3 separate regions of the Homo sapiens genome follow, and regions 1 and 3 are each linked to region 2. A link is a contact called in ENCODE Hi-C or POLR2A ChIA-PET data. All regions are on one chromosome and are shown on one strand. Each heading gives the region's core, a stretch centred on a gene start or an enhancer-like site at or near the end of the contact. The rest is flanking DNA. Distances are from core to core; before and after follow the strand shown.

Region 1 (3,647 bases), core at 333-2,832, 340 kb after region 2:
ATTCTCTCACTCCTTACAGGTTTCCCTTGAGAGTAATTCCTCAATAAATACCTGCACCAGAATTCTTGTCTCAGGCTCTACTCCTGGACAACCTAATCTATGTTACGCCAATAGAATAACAATAATAATAGCAGGCCAGGCACAGGGGCTCATGTCTGTAATCCCAGCATTTTGGGAGGCCGAGGTGAGAGGATCACCTGAGGTCAGGAGTTTGAGACAAGCCTGGCCAACATGGCGAAACCCTGTCTCTACTAAAAATACGAAAAATTGGCCAGGCATGGTGGTGTGCGCCTGTAATCCCAGCTAATCAGGAGGCTGAGGTAGGAGAATTGCTTGAACCCGGGAGGCAGAGGTTACAGTGAGCCAAGATTATGCCATTGCACTCCAGCTTGGTCAACAAGAGTGAAACTCCATCTCAATAATAATAATAATAATAATAATAATAATAATAATAATAATAATACCAATATTATGAACCACCACAAGCACAACAGCACTTAAATTTACTGTTTATTATTGCCAAGCACTGTTCCCAAGGCTTTGCAACAATCATGTTTTTAAACCTCACAAAAACCCAAGAGATAGGTACTATTATTATTACCATTTTATAGAAGAGGAAACAGAGGCTTGGAAAGTTTTTTTAAGAAAAACTGGCCGTAGTGGCTCACACCTGTAATCCCAGTACTTTGGGAGGCTGAGGCAGGCCAATTGCTCGAGCCCAAGAGTTCGAGACCAGCCTAGGCAACATGGTGAAACCCTGTCTCTACAAAAAATGCAAAAATTAGCCTGACGTGGTGGTACACGCCCATAGTCCCAGCCACTCAAGGTGGCTGAGGTCGGGGCTGATCGCTTGAGCCCATGAGTTTGAGGCTGCTGTGAGCCTTAACTGCACCACTGTGCTCCAGCCTGGGTGACACAGACTCTGTCTCAAAAACAAACAAACACACAAAAACGTAGCTATGGTCCAACAGCTAGTAAGTACTGAAATGTGAAACCCAGGCAGTCAGACTAGAGTCTAGGTTCTGAACCCCCATTATATTCTAATTCAAATCCTAATATATTTTACACCGATAGGATCCTTAAAATTCACTCATCTGTTGTGTAGTTTCTCATCTCAAAGACCCAGAAATGTATCCTTAAGTAGCCAGTAGAGATTTGGCCATGGGATATAAAGGCACACATTGTGAGCCAGCTGCTGATTTATAGGGTGCTGGAGACACCACAGAGAGGAAGGAGCTCCACCACCTCTCTCTCAGTAGAGCTCAGACTGCAGGAAATCAAATCCATGGACAGACTTCAGAATACTTCTGTTTTATAGACTGAATTAAGGAAAATGGAGTGGATATTCTAGCACTGCTGGCTACCCTGTGCTTTATTTAGGTTCATGACCCCTGGCTGTAAGGACCCAATCTCAACATTTTAGAACATCAGGTGGGAAAGGAATTAGGATATCCTCCTTTTTCTTTCCTGCCCCTTTCCTCCCCTGAAAACTGCAGCTGCACATGTCACCAAAACACAGAGACTCTGGAGGGCTGTTTTTGCTTACAACAGCCAGTTAGAAAGCAAAAGGCCAGCAAAGTCCTGCCAGAGACTTGCTGTGCCCTGGACAATTTCCCACATAAACAAAGTGGGAACTCTTTTAAAGAAAAGATGCCCTTGGCTTTTTGAGGGTGAGAGTGATCTTCCTACAAAACCACAATCTTTCCCTGGCCTGGAGTTCCCCTTATGCAAAATTCAAGTATATGTGGTTTTACTTCTGTATAACCTTTTCTCAGCAAACCCACAAGAATTTGAGTTCCAGTGCAAGTGATTTGCCAATTACTCCAGTTTTGGATAACTAGAAAAAATAGAAAAAAAACAGTGTTTACAGAGGAAGAAGGGGTAACTCAAAAGTCATAATCAGTGGAGAAATTTTGCTAATAAAATCTGGAAAGAGAAAAGACAGGAAAGATGAGGTTAAATCCGGGTCATATTAAGATTTTAGGGACTGATACTTACTAAAAAGAATTTTATAAGCTGCTCATGATATGTGTAATTCAAAACAACAACTTTATACCCTATATGTTAGGTATAATGTTTGACAAAATTAAACTAGTTTCTTCTTGGGTTTTGAGGATGTTTTTAATTTCAAAATTTTGGAGAAGTTCATTGCCTCTAGATTTCTCTTATTTTTGGAAACTTTGCTTAGCCAGTCCCCTAAAATGCTTGCTAACTATTGCACAAAGCAGCATGCAGTGAAGTGAAACCCAGGACTGAGAACTAAGTCCTTATACCTGTTGGAAGGAGGAAAGCAGTGATATGTACAATTGTTGCTGATGTGTATACTTGGCATAAATTTATATCAGGAAGATCTCAACAACTACATTATTCTGCATCTTAAAGGCCAAGGAGAGGCTACAGGAGGGACATAGAAAGAGGTGGCCAAAAACATTTGTGCTATAAACTTCCAAAGAAATCCAAAAGGCATTCAATATTTAGGAGATATTCTAGACACTAAGGGGAGAAAACACCTTAAAATGTGCACATTTTGGCCAGGCGCGGTGGCTAACACCTGCAATCCCAGCAGCACTTTGGGAGGCCGGGGTGGGTGGATCATGAGGTCAAGAGATCAAGACCATCCTGAGCAACATGATGAAACCCCATCTCTACTAAAAATACAAAAATTAGCAGGGCGTGGTGGTGCACGCATGTAGTTTCAGCTATTTGGGAGGCTGAGGCAGGAGAATCGCTTGACCCGGGAGGCAGAGGTTGCAGTGAGCCAAGATCACGTCACTGCACCCCAGCCTGGCTACACAGTGAGACTCCGTCTCAAAATAAAATAAAATAAAATAAAAATCTTGATTGTTTTTTTAGAATAAATATTGTGCATATTTGAGATTTACATATTAGGATATACATGCAGACACTAAAATAGTTACCACAGTGAAGCAGATTAAGACATCATCTCATACTTTTTTCTGATAAGGACAGCTAAAATCCATTGAACAAAAATCCCTAATACTGTATAATTTTATTAACTTTAGTTTTCATGCTATACATTAGATGTCTAGATTTGCTCTTCCTACATATCTGCTATTTTGTACCCTTTGACCTGTATCTCCCCATTGCCTCTCCCTACTCCCATTCCCCTGCCCATGGTAACCACTATTTCATTATATATGTGTATTTGAGCTCTTTTACAAATTCTACATATAAGTGAGATCACACAAGTTTTCCTTCTGTGTCTGGCTTATTTCACTTAGAATAATGTCCTCCAGGTCCATCCATGTTGTGGCAAATGGCAGGACCTCCTTTTTCAAAGGCTGAATATTTCTTCATTAATTCATCCATCCATGAACATTTAGGTTGTTTCCATATCTTGTCTATTGTGAATAATTCTGCAATAAACATGGAGTGTAGATATCTTTTTGAGGTGGTGATTTCATCCCCTTTGGGTATATACCCAGAACAGGGATTGCTGGGTTATAAGGTAGTTTTAATTTTAATTTTTTAAGGAGGCTTCATACTCTTGTCCACAATGGCTGCACCAATATACCTTCCCAACAGTGCACTAGCATTCCTTTTTCTCCACACTCTTGTCAACATTTGTTATCTCTTGTCTTTTTAATAGTCATCCTTACTGGTGTGAGGTGATATATCATGGTGCC
Region 2 (3,283 bases), core at 665-3,164:
TGTGAGTCGACCTTGGAGGGGCAGGGTGGATTACAAAGCAATTGAAAAAGAAAAAAACAAAGCAATAATCTTTTGTATAATACTGAAAGTCTGCTTCCCAGTCTGGTTTACAAATAGGCGTTGCTGGACGAGACAAAATAAATGACAGATAACTACAGCATGAATTACCTAACCCTAATCACATCACCGAGTCCTGGTGACAGCATAGATCATTCAGGCACGCCTTGTTCACTCTCGGCATATTTATTTATTAAGGAGACGGTGGAGTCTGGCTAATGCTAATGCAATACAAAATAATATCACCCGTACACTCGAGGTGGTCACTCCGCTAACATGTTTTCCCCCTAATCAAGTCCAATTTAATTGACAAATCGGAGCAGTGATTTCACACCTGAGAGTCTTTCATGTCTTAACTGCAGGATAAAGTTCAGGGTAGGTACTGCCCACTGCTTACTTACGTGGGCTTGCCTCTGGGCCCCTAATGGTCATTTGACACACACACATAAAGCCTAAAGTATTTAACCAATTCAAGTCCAATTATGATCAGTTACATTTCATTCCTTTTCAAGACTCAGGCCTCCTCATGGCAGCTACACAGAAAAATAGATCTTCTAAAAGTAAAGAACATCTATTGTAAAGCAGTCTGTAGCATGCTGATCATCCTCAACATAAAATAAAATAGGCAAGGCAAATTAAAAATAAAAATAAACTCTCAGAGACTCTGGTAGGAGCCCTATACCTTCTCACACCCTTCTTTCATTCTATACCCTGCGATTAAAAGTTTGAGTTACCCCCACCGTTGCACGTCCTATCCAGTGGGAAAAACCCTTTTAGAGCCACAATCAAAGAACAGCTCACCAGAAAAGCCCCTGAAATTATATTCTTGTGCCTGGTAATCACTGTTGTGATCTGCTTTCTAAAAACCGTGCCCATCTGCAAAAGACGTTCCTGATATCAGGACCATTTATGCTGCCAAATAACAACAAAGAAACTGAACTCAAGTGAAACTATTATCTCTCCTTAAAGAGAAAGCTACAATTCCGGGTTTGCTGCTTTCTTCTTATGTCTTCCTCTGCCTCATTAACTCCATTGGTATGTCACTAATTTCAAAGAAGCAGGAAGAAGTGATGGGGGTGGGGGTTAACTAATAATTCACACGCCTGTCTGTTTCCCATCCCAAGTGCAGAACGATACCACGCTGATCGCCAGACCGTGGGTCAAGCCATACCTTGGTTTGGAGATAATGAGGATAGTAGTAAGTGTACTGGGGGTACATTTGTGGCTGATCCAGGCGTTTGCCCATGTAGCTGGAATCTTTATCTCCGAGGCAGGGAACTGGATGACAGGGTATAGTGCCCCAGGCCGAGCTTCCTCTTAAACCACTATTCCTGACAGTCCCGGTGACTGATGAGGCTTCAGAGACTCCACCACTCGCTAGTTCCAACACAGCAAGAATTTTTTTAAAAAACAAAACAAAACAAAAAACACACACCAAAGGAAAAAAAAAAAGGGCGAGGAGTGAGATCTGTAGAAAAAACACCCACACACAGCCTTCCCAGATCTTGCCTGGCTTCCCCCAGCTGCCGGGGTCCACTTGGGATGAGGCAGTTTGTTCTCTAACCAGGCTGTCTGTAGTGATGTCAATTGCCAGCGTTCGTAAAGGGGGAAAAAAATCAAAGTCCTTTTAGCACAACTCCGAATCCTTGCAGATCAGCTTCCTGTCTCTTGGTTGTCTCTTTCCCCACCTTAAAGAAAAAGAAAAAAGAGAGAGAGAAAGAGAAAGAAAGAAAGAAAAAGAAAGAAAGAAAGAAAAAGAAAGGGGAAAAAGAAAAAAAAAAAGAAAAAAAGGAAGAAAAAAAAAAAAAAAAAACCTTGTACAGCTTAGTTGCTGCTGTCTCCCTCCCAGAGTGACATGGTGTTCGGGGCTTGTCCTGTCCTTTCATTCACTTCCCCTCCTTCCAGCCGGTGGGTGGAACCGAGAGAGCCTCTCCAGGGAGCAGCGTACGCAGTCCAGAAGGCTGCAGTATTTCCTCCAAGAAAAAAAAAAAAAAAGGCTGCTTCAACCCCTGCTGCAAGCAAAGTTCCGATTCCCTCTGCTGGCTATCTCGAATAGCAAGCGATTTTTGCAGCAACGCTGCTGCCGCTGGAACTGAACCTGAAGAACTCAAATGCGGGCGGTGGATTATTTCTTATCCCTCCTCCATCTACCCCACACAAGAGCTGCTTTTTGTTCCTCTTTTTGCCAAGTTCCAAGGTAAGCCACACTGCTAAACAAAACACAGAAGAGAGGGAAGAGAGGACGAAAGAAGGAAGGAGGAGAAAGGAAAAGAAATAAAGGCAGGGGAACTAACCTTGCTGGTTAAAGGGGAAAAAAGTAAGTCCCGGATGCTTTCAAAATCTGTTAACACGCTAGAGCCAGACGCATCCAAGAGCTGATTGAGAAACTAACCTTTTACTACCTGGAAAACTTGGTGGATGTTAAGTATTGAAGAAATTTTAGGGTCTACTCCAGGACTACTATTAATGCCACATGTCATCAGATTGGACTGATCAACTGAACATATCAAAAATAATAACTTTTTTAAAATACATCCATTTTGTAAAAAAAAAAAAAAAAAAAATCAAAGGAAGTGACCCCTTAGGTTCGTCAGATATTTTACAGATAAAATCTGTTTCTCCCATTGTCTCTCTCTTTATGATTATTTTGTTGCATTGATGCTTTAATCACTTTACTGATATCATCTAAAAAAAAAAGAACAAAAATCATAATTGCTTGGCAGAGTTTTTTCCCACCAATGATAATATTCTGTCATGTCTATCAGCTGCTACATTATAATACAAATTGTTTCAGATAAAATATATTTCCTTAAAGGGTCCCTTTTCAAGGCGGGCGAGGCTAAAATTAGATGTGCCAGCTGTGTTTTGCTGCGAGTGCTCACGCATGCCCAAAGCGTGGGCAGACCAATACTGAGCTCTTTTCTACTTTGTCAAGTCGGCTCTGTTCTCCTGAGCCCAGAGTCTCCTATTTAGATAAAAGGTCCCTGGTACAAATCCAGCTTCCTAGTCAAGAAGAACAGAGAATTTGGGCTCAGTGCACACATGGTGTCCATCCACATACAAGCCGCACCACCCCTAAAGCAACTGGCTTCCACCGAGGGGAACTGGTTTCTGGAAGCTGTGTGAGTGCATACGTGTTCCTTGGATAAAAATAAGGATGGCAGGTAAATAGTTTTATGTTTTACTTTTGACAAGAATAACAATCAGAAGGAAGGAAGGATGGAGG
Region 3 (3,483 bases), core at 874-3,373, 430 kb before region 2:
ATTTGTTGCTAGAATGTTTGAAGAGAATGTGGAGAGGCAGGACTAGAGAAGTTTCCTGGCCAAAAACTAAATCAGTGCATGTATAAATATATTATTGCTTTTCTTCTGGTATAGAAATGACCAGTCTTTTTCTAGAATGGAGCCAGCACAGGATGTAGCCAGCCAGGTGAGTGGCATACTCACAGAACCAGGAAGAAATAATTTTCTCCAGGTACTAGGCTACCTGTAGGTTTCCATTACAGACTTTTCTCTTTGACTCTGGGAATGGTATGCCAGGTAGTTTAAGAGAAGGGCACATTATGTCTTATCTTTCTTTTCAGTGAGAAGCAGCTTAAGGGTTTTAATCATCCTTATATGGGAACAGAGGGCAAACACTGAACAAAGAGAGGGTGAAAATATTCTACGAAAGTATGGAAGTGATCATTAATGGGGGGGAAATGAAGAGAAATTTCATGCAATTGAACACTTTTCTAAAGTTTGATACTACAAGGAATATGTAATCTGTGGTATATTATATATAATATAATATAATAGATACTAGCCACAATAATCAATCACTAAGAAGGTCTTGAAGAATTAATATTACCAAAATCACATCCTCACAGGGAAAATATATTAAGGTTCTCCTGAGAACCAGAACCAATAAGAGATATCTCTCTCTTTCTATCTCTGAAAAAGAAATGGGATTTATTATAGGAACTGACTCACATAATTATGGAAACAAAGAAGTGCAGGATATGCTGTCTGCAAGGTGGAGAATGTGGGAAACTGGAGATGTATTTCATTTCTAGTCCAAAGGCCTGAGAACCTAGTGGGTGCCTGGTGTCAGTCTCAGAGTCTGAAGTTTGAACCTGAAGTTCTGATGTCCAAGGACATGAGAAGATGGATATTCCAGCTTCAGAAGGGAGCCAATTTACCCTTTCTCCACCTTTTTGTTCTATATGGTCTTCCAGCAGGTTATATAAAGCCTGTCCACATTGGTGAGGGCAGATCTTCTTTACTCAGTCTACTGATTTAGATGTTATCTCTGCAGGGCATAGTGGCTTCTGCCTGTAATCTCAGCACTTTGGGAGTCCGAGGTGGGCAGATTGTTTGAGCCTAGGAGTTTGAGACCAGCCTGGACAACATGGTGAAACTCTGTCTCTACAAAAACTATAAACATTATCAGGGCATGGTAGCATGCATTCGTAGCCCGAGCTACTTGGGAGGCTGACGTAGGAGGATCACTTGAGCCTGGGAAGCAGAGGTTGCAGTGAGCCAAGATTGCATCATTGCACTCCAGCTTGGGTGACAGAGTGAGACCCTGTCTCAAAATAATAATAATAATAAATAAAAATTAACAAAAATAAAAACCAAATACAAATCTTTCCCAGAAACACCCTCACAGATATAACCAGAAATAATATTTTACTAGCTATCTGAGTATCCCTTAACCCAGTCAAGGTGAGATCTAAAATCATCCACCACAGCTAGGGATGATTATAAATCTCATTTTGGAAAAACAGAGAAAACCTTTTTCTCTTATATAATGAGGCAAAAGAACAAACTTAGGGAGAAATGTCTGATTCTTTAAGCTGTAGGCTTTATTCGAGGGGAAAATGCTCTCCTACCATAATTAATCACATAAAGAAGAAAAAGGAGCAGCAAAGTGATCACTTAAAAGCACAGTGTCTCTGTTATTTATGAGCTATCCAAAGATACATGAGCAGTTGTCATCCATTGAATTTTTAACCTTTAATGGTTATGCTAGCATTCACTTTCATATTGGTAAATAATGTAGTTGGTTTGCTTTATTATTTTCCTTTTCTTCAGTTACTAGCATTGACCCAGATGTTTGCTCAACCACAAAAGGCAATAGCTAATCCTCATTATAACCCTATCCAAAGTATTTACTAGGTTAAGACCAGGGTGTGCCAAAGATTAGAGCATGTGTATGGAGCCATGGGAAGAAAGTGACCCTTGAAGGAGAAAATTGGATTCTGGCCTGGCTTTTGCCACAAGCTCATTCTGAGATCCTGGGTTAGTAGTCTGACCCTGCTTGGCTCTGAAGTTTCTGCATCTGTTTAAAATGGTCGGATTAGGTGGTCTCTAATGTCCCTTCAAGTTCTAAATTTCATGACTGTATCCATCAGGCAATCTCTTAGGCTGTGCTCCAAGTTTCTTGGAGGTCAAGAACATGACCCAGTTATTCATACTCAGGCCAAGTCCACAGAGTCAAACCATAGAAACTCTCTTCCCAAATTTGTTCAGAACAGCTGAGAGAGCCAACGAATATGGAGAAAATCATTTCCAGGAACAGTCTAAGGAACAACATGAAAGTGGACACAATGTCCATTTCCTTTACTACGCTAGTCTCCTCTTATCTGTGATTTCACTTTGCACAGTTTCAGTTACCTAAGGTACAGTACAATAAGACCTTTTGAGAGAGGGATCACAATGACAACTTTTAATATAGTCTATTGTTACAATTGTCCTCTTTTATTATTAGTTAATCTCTTATTGTGCCTAATTTATAAATTAAACTTTATCACAGCTATGTATGTATAGGAAAACACATAGGATACATAGGGCTAAGTACTATCTGTGATTTCAGGCATCCACTGGGGGGCTTGGAACATATCCTGTGCAAATAAGGGGGGAGCTACTGTATTGTATATTTAATGCGTGGAACAGTGCCTGACACATAGTAGGTGCTCAAATATTTTATGATGAACTAATGTCTCTTGGCATGTATAGTAATGGCTGTATAAGCAATTATTTATACTGAAAATTTCAGAAATTAAAGCATTTCCATAATGTATAGCATTAAATCAGTGACAAGTAATAAAAAGATATGCAAAGAGCAGCCTGATAACTCTGAAAGCCTCTAAAGAAAATGGTAATGATTTAAACTGAATCTCAGAGGTTTAAAAACACGTGGTGTAATGCATGGCCTGACAGTTAAACTGGATGAAGGGAATTCACTGAAATGAGACGGATTATGGTTTTCAGTCTCTGAACTAACACACTATGTTTTCACTTGAAGCTGATTCTATTCCTTTTGAGGACTCAGAGCTGTCACCCATAAACGTTCAGTATATTGGAAAGAGTATAGTGCCAGTCAGGCTGCCTGACCCCGAATGCTGTGCCTGCGACTGTGTAGCTGTGTGACCTTTGGTAAATTACTTAAATTTTCAAGCCTTAGCTCTCACAGGTTTACTGAGAACTTCCTTATAAGGCTTCTGGAGAAACACAGAGAAAATGTATGTAGTAGTGCTAGTATAGTGCCTGAGCAGAGAATATATGCAATGAAGTTTAGCTGTGATTATTACTGATATATTATTATTTACTATTGACATAGAGGAGAAGGAGAATATTTAAATTTAGCATTCTTAATGACTATCACCCATCAAAGAAAAAGATAAAAATATGCATTAATAAGGCCTGGTTCTTTCTATTCACAAATCCAAAAAGGCAAATCAAAAAAACTTCCAATAATAGAGA

What was found. Hi-C counts contacts between places; a loop is a spot of excess contacts on that map. ChIA-PET counts read pairs that join two places held with the same protein, here RNA polymerase II (POLR2A). Pooled maps may share reads with other maps.
Region 1: a map of naive thymus-derived CD4-positive, alpha-beta T cell shows a loop between it and region 2 (3-fold over the local background). The contact joins the enhancer-like site here to the promoter of RBMS3 in region 2. A Hi-C loop is called at or near these places in 2 of 168 maps with a recorded cell type or tissue (PC-3 and naive thymus-derived CD4-positive, alpha-beta T cell), 14 of 37 single-sample maps with no recorded cell type and 10 of 50 pooled maps. POLR2A ChIA-PET finds 5 or more read pairs at or near these places in 2 of 52 experiments (PC-9 and activated T-cell).
Region 3: a map of heart right ventricle shows a loop between it and region 2 (5-fold over the local background). The contact joins the enhancer-like site here to the promoter of RBMS3 in region 2. A Hi-C loop is called at or near these places in 1 of 168 maps with a recorded cell type or tissue (heart right ventricle) and 4 of 50 pooled maps. POLR2A ChIA-PET finds 5 or more read pairs at or near these places in 2 of 52 experiments (AG04449 and AG04450).

The regions. Positions count from the first base shown.
Region 1 is chr3:28,938,755-28,942,401 of GRCh38, reverse strand. No RefSeq gene overlaps it. Among named protein-coding and RNA genes, the nearest start is that of RBMS3-AS3, 340 kb to the left of the region's middle. Within about 2 kb of position 1,582, at least 2 of the 41 ENCODE cell types and tissues checked have a DNase peak (open chromatin) inside an H3K27ac peak, as active enhancers do.
Region 2 is chr3:29,279,702-29,282,984 of GRCh38, reverse strand. RBMS3 (RNA binding motif single stranded interacting protein 3) reads right to left here and starts at 1,914. Exons shown (of 15, transcript NM_001003793.3): 1 at 1,229-1,914. The coding sequence starts at 1,303. It overlaps RBMS3-AS3 (RBMS3 antisense RNA 3), which reads left to right and starts at 2,046. Exons shown (of 3, transcript NR_109804.1): 1 at 2,046-2,254. RefSeq lists an enhancer at 3,010-3,059.
Region 3 is chr3:29,710,158-29,713,640 of GRCh38, reverse strand. The region is part of intron 4 of RBMS3 (RNA binding motif single stranded interacting protein 3); the gene reads right to left. Among named protein-coding and RNA genes, the nearest start is that of RBMS3-AS2, 69 kb to the right of the region's middle. Within about 2 kb of position 2,123, at least 2 of the 41 ENCODE cell types and tissues checked have a DNase peak (open chromatin) inside an H3K27ac peak, as active enhancers do; they include heart right ventricle, where a contact is called at or near this core.